Linked DNA regions of Homo sapiens: region 1 is linked to region 2. The links are chromatin contacts, found by Hi-C or POLR2A ChIA-PET in ENCODE. All regions are on one chromosome and are shown on one strand. The core of a region is the stretch at or near the end of the contact, and the rest is flanking DNA. Distances in the headings are between cores, read along the strand shown.

Region 1 (2,700 bases), core at 170-2,669, 100 kb after region 2:
TGGTGGTCTGTTGAATTCCAGTTTAGTAAAATATTACCATTTGAGTTTTTCATATCCATATTACCTTTTAATGGATTTCCTTCCTCTCCCCTTTCTTAAATAGGGGAAGATTATTCAACCTTTTCTCAACAAGTCAAGGTTATCATGAGGAACATTAATGATTATATTATATTCGAACTTCAGGGGCTGCCTGGGACATAAGGCTCCATTATTCTTACTTTAGACAGTCCCCACAACATGGCCTTCCTCGTATACAAAAGTGATCTAATGCTGCCTTTTTTTTTTTTTTTTAGACGGAGGCTCACTCTGTCGCCCAGGCTAGAGTGCAGTAGTGCGATCTCGGCTCCCTGCAACCTCTGCCTCCCAGGTTCAAGCGATTCTCCTGCCTCAGCCTCCTGAGTAGCTGAGATACAGGCGCGCCCCACCACGCCCGGCTAATTTTTGTATTTTTTAGTAGAGGTGGGGTTTCACCATATTGGCCAGGCTGGTCTCAATCTCCTGACCTTGTGATCTGCCTGCCTCAGCCTCCCAAAGTGCTGGGATTACAGGTGTGAGCCACCACTCCCGGCCTGCTGGCATGATTTTAGAGTCAGTGTCAGATATTGACTTTGTCTTCCTGTTCCAGATATAACCAACCATATGACGTTAGACAAGTGACTTAATAATTCTTAGCATCAGCTTCTCCTGAAAAATTGGGATAGTGCTGTCTGTTTCACAGGACTCTTGAGTTTCATGAAGATTAAGTAAGAATATATAGTCAAATTAGTAGTATAGTACCTGGCACACTGAACCTTTGGTAATGGTGCTGGATATTGTAGAGGATAAATACGCTAGTAGAAATCCCTGCCTTTGAGGAGCTCACGTTCTGGAGGGGAAGACAGGCAAAAAAATCAGTGATGGTGATGTGTCATGCCAGGTGCCGTAAGAAAGTTAACCACTCACAGGTTCCTATGGGAGCATAGAGGAGCGGCAGCCAGCCCCATGGACATCAGTGAACACACAGCTTTCATTGTTCCCCCTTTCTTGTAATAATTATACCAGTAGTAAAAATGAGTAAAATGGTTTTTATTCTCTATTTATAAAGCATGATTCATATTAGGTGAGAAAGCGAATCACTTTTTCCAAATGAATCTTAAGCTATGCTTTCTGGTCTTGGCCTTAAATTTAATATTTTTGACCCCAAAGTGATTAGGTCTTGTTGCAGCAAAGTGCCAGGAATAGTTTTTTTTTTTTAATTCTGCAAATATTTGAATACTTACTTTGTCTCCAGGTTACTGTATTATCTACTTGGGAAAACAATAGCAAAAAAAGCCCCATCCTCGCAGTCGGTGGCAGGCAGAGAAGGCTGACAGTTAAAGAGAATTGGGAAGGCTTCTGAGGAAGAGATGTTTGAACTGAAACCTAGTGGTCAGAGAAACGTTAACCAGGAAAAGAATGGGTGGGGGTAGAGGCAGGGAGGGGGTCCCACCAGAGGCTCTCAGCTTCCTCATTTCAGAACTTGAGGTGGACTAGGCAAATTCAAAGGTCCCTTTTATTGCTTTCATTCCTAGCATATGTAAGCTAGAGGAAGCCCTCATTTTGTCTCTTTCTATGTTGTACGCAGCTTGCTTGTTTGTCCTGTAGTTCATGTTAAATTAAATCCGGTATAGTGCTCAGCATGTAGTAAATGGCTCACAAATGATTGCCATTACTCATGTAAGGTAGAGTTGGTGAAGGGTACTCAGTTCCAGGGGAGCAGGCACATCCTCAGGCTGCAGGCTAGAAGGCTTTTCCCCAGCATTCCTAGCTACAGTTTTCTCAGCGTCCTCGGTGGACAGTTGGGTGAACCAGTGAAGGGCCAGTTCCTTCTTAGCTAATCTGTAATGAATGCTTCATTCTTGTAGTAGTGGTCTAGGCTTTGCTATTATGTTTAGTCGTTTGTTTTGTCTCAGCTCTAGTCAGCTGTAGAGTCTGGTGATGGAGCAGCAAGAGCAAGTGTGAGACCTGTGGAGTCTCCCCAGTTCTTTCTCTCAGAGAATAGGGCATAGGCAGAGGGCAGAGTTCTTTCTTCCTTTTCTGCCTCTGGCTGTGAGATATAAAATAAGGAAATTGTTGACATTCTCTTTAGCCCGCCTTTGTTCTAAATTCTGTCTTTTGTAATTTGGTAGAAAGAGAAAAAAAAAACAACAACACACACACACAAAATGAACATGAGACAAATTCTAGAGAACTAGATTCAAATTCTGATACTGTTTTTACTAAGTGACCTTAGGCAAGAAGACTCAGTTTCTGTGTTTTATTGATTTTTAATTTTTCACAATTTAACATTCCTGCACAATCTAGATGCATCTTAAAACCAGTTCTTTTTGGTTGTATATACAATTATGATGCATTTTATGATTGGTGATGTCTTGGATTTGATGAAATATGGTATTTCGTCTTAACTATTAGAATTAACAAATTGTCTTATTTACTTCATGTGGATTTATTGTTAGGATTAACAAGGCTTATTCAGCAGATTAAATATTTGTATGTGCTAGAATAAGCATTCTCTATGCCCTTTTTATCTATTATTAATACTTTATATAGTGACTGTCACTAGTAAGTATTAAAATAGTAGCTATTGCTGTAATTAGTTTTTTATTACTATTCTGTTCAAGCTTCATAAAAACCCTGTGAGGTGATAGTTTTATAACTGAAGATTCTGAGACACAGGGAATT
Region 2 (2,700 bases), core at 3-2,502:
ACATGCTGGTGGATCTCGCTTCCTATGCTCTTCCCTAGATCAGGCCTTCCCTCCATTCCCTCTACCACTGCCGTGCCTTGAGGCTCATCCTCTCTCACATGGATCCCCCGCCCCTACAGCCTCCCCACTGCCCTCCTGACCTACAGCCTCTCCTGTCCATTTCCCATACCATGGCTAAGGACACTTAAAACCCACCTGACCAGCCATTTCCCTACTAAAGCTCTCCCAAGACCCGGCTCCCCCCCAATATCTCAAGAGTGGCACTCCCAAACCTCTCTCAGTTCAAGCACCCGCGCCTCTCACTTCAGCCTCATTTTCCACAGTTGCCTGGGCTCCAGCCACTCCAGGGCCCCCAGCCCTGCCCCAAACATGCTGGCTTTTCTAACACTTTATGCCTATCTTTCTGCTTTGCCCTCACACCTTCCATCTGCAAAATTCCTATTCATTAATGGGCAAACCATTCTGGAATGCTTTCTATGTGCCAGACACTACCTAGGCTCTTTTTATACCTTATCTCATTTACTTCTCAAAGTACCTCACAAAAATAATAATTATTATTCCCATTTTACAGATATGGAAACTGAGGCTCAAGAGAGGCAGGGCAAGAACTGGACTCCTAGTCTATCTGATTCCAAACCTGCTGTGCACCAACCTCTCTGGGAAGTGCACCAGCGCCCCCACTCCCCCAGCCCAGGGCAGAGTCTTCTCTACTCTGTGGTTCCATAGCCCCCTGGTTTCTCGCTTGTCCCGGCCGTTGTCACCAGTGACTGTGTGCGGCTGTCTCTGCTGCCCCCCAGCGTGAGCATCCCAAGGGCAGAACCTGGGCTGATCTGGCTGGGTCCCCAGCACCCAGCAGGGTATAGGTGCTCTGTGAGGTTTCTTAATAAAGAGATGGAAAGCCAGAAGCAGTTTGGGTGGTTGAGATACCCAGCCCTAACCTAACTAATCCTGATACCAGTGACCAAAAGCGGGACCTTCGCATCTTTGCTGCCAAAAGACAGCCCCTCCTAAAGAGTAAAGGCCCGACCCCCTGCACGCCCTCTGCCTGCACCGCACGTGCTTGGTTTTCCCCGCCCGGGTACTGGCCGCCGGGCCGTACCAATCTCCGCGGGGGAGCGCCCGGGGTCGGACTGAGGGAGCGAGGGGAATAACCGGGCGCGCCCCTTGGAAGCAGGGCTCAGAGCTGCTCTCCTCTCACGCATTCCCCGGATCCGCGCGGAGCAGGCTGCTGGCCAGCCCCGGGCCCGCGCCAAGCAGAGCCTCAGGTGCGGTTCCCCCACAAGCAAGTGGCGCGGGCGGCGGCTTAGAACGGCCCGCCCCGCCCGCCGCGTCGGCGCCTGCCCCGTTGTGAGGTGATAAAGTGTTGCGCTCCGGGACGCCAGCGCCGCGGCTGCCGCCTCTGCTGGGGTCTAGGCTGTTTCTCTCGCGCCACCACTGGCCGCCGGCCGCAGCTCCAGGTGTCCTAGCCGCCCAGCCTCGACGCCGTCCCGGGACCCCTGTGCTCTGCGCGAAGCCCTGGCCCCGGGGGCCGGGGCATGGGCCAGGGGCGCGGGGTGAAGCGGCTTCCCGCGGGGCCGTGACTGGGCGGGCTTCAGCCATGAAGACCCTCATAGCCGCCTACTCCGGGGTCCTGCGCGGCGAGCGTCAGGCCGAGGCTGACCGGAGCCAGCGCTCTCACGGAGGACCTGCGCTGTCGCGCGAGGGGTCTGGGAGATGGGGTGAGTGCCACGGCGCAGGGGTTATGGACCTGCGAGAAGATTTTCTGGAAAGGGCCCTGTGGCAGGCTGGTGGGTACTGATGAGTCCACGTTCATTCTCCACTGTGGCACTCATCAATTTTTACGACCTCTGTTACATCGCTTTCCACCCGCCCCCCAGCTTGTTTCCCTCATCCGTGAGGTGGGAGCGGTACCACCCACCATTCTTAGTTATTAGGGATATTCGAGAACTCCTCCCCAGCCCCCACTGCGGCTGGTGACCCCTGGCACTTCCCTCCCCTCTCCCTTCACCAGGTAGAGCGAGCTTTGGCAGTGATAGACTGGATGGGCAGGATGGTATGGGTTTTGCCGTCTCCTGAGACAGCCACCAGACGGGGAACATGCCCGACTGGAACAGGTGTGTCTGCCCTGTCCTCTGTCCCACATCCATCCTCTCGCCCAGGCTCTGGAGCCCACATAGCAGCAACTCTTGAGCCTGGCATGCTTAGAAGGCAGCGGAGAGGACCCTGCATGTCCTCCAAGGTAGAACTGAGGTCCTCAGTGAATCGCGCAGAGTTGAAATCAACCCCCGCCCCGCACCCCCCGCAGCTTTTCCCAAGCGAGGAATAGCAACTCTTCCAACCCCCACCTCCCTTACCTAGAGCTGGAGAAACTGAAGTGGGAGGAAGCATGCCTAAGTTTTCCTTAGCTGATGCCTTGACCCCTGGATTCAAGTACAAATCCGGTAGACCCTGGGAAGTCATCACAGCTGTCCTGGTCTGCGTGTGTGTCTTGCATGAAGCCCCTCTCCCTCTTTCTAAGTCTGTATTCTGTTTGCTGAGCCTCTCTGACATGGATTTTTCTTTAGTAACTAACGGTCGCCTACACCGCCCACCTTTGTTACAAAAATAAAGCTTGCTAATTATGGAATTTTTGAAAATATAGACAAATGAAAAAAATTTCTGGTAAATCGACTATCCAAAGATACCTTCCTATTAGCATTT

What was found. A loop is a pair of places that touch in the nucleus more often than their neighbours do. ChIA-PET counts read pairs that join two places held with the same protein, here RNA polymerase II (POLR2A). Pooled maps may share reads with other maps.
Region 1: a loop to region 2 is called in a map with no recorded cell type, with 5 times the contacts of the local background. The contact joins the enhancer-like site here to the promoter of DGAT2-DT in region 2. A Hi-C loop is called at or near these places in 1 of 168 maps with a recorded cell type or tissue (Caco-2), 6 of 37 single-sample maps with no recorded cell type and 9 of 50 pooled maps. POLR2A ChIA-PET finds 5 or more read pairs at or near these places in 6 of 52 experiments (HEK293, OCI-LY7, activated B cell and 2 more).

Annotation. Positions count from the first base shown.
Region 1 is chr11:75,872,117-75,874,816 of GRCh38, forward strand. All of the region lies in intron 3 of UVRAG (UV radiation resistance associated), which reads left to right. Among named protein-coding and RNA genes, the nearest start is that of UVRAG, 58 kb to the left of the region's middle. RefSeq lists an enhancer at 1,459-1,960. Within about 2 kb of position 1,420, at least 4 of the 41 ENCODE cell types and tissues checked have a DNase peak (open chromatin) inside an H3K27ac peak, as active enhancers do; they include OCI-LY7, where a contact is called at or near this core.
Region 2 is chr11:75,767,395-75,770,094 of GRCh38, forward strand. DGAT2-DT (DGAT2 divergent transcript) reads right to left here and starts at 1,253. Exons shown (of 4, transcript NR_046090.1): 1 at 1,100-1,253. DGAT2 (diacylglycerol O-acyltransferase 2) reads left to right here and starts at 1,384. Exons shown (of 8, transcript NM_032564.5): 1 at 1,384-1,718. The coding sequence starts at 1,598. RefSeq lists an enhancer at 687-1,187 and silencers at 1,274-1,383, 1,464-1,703.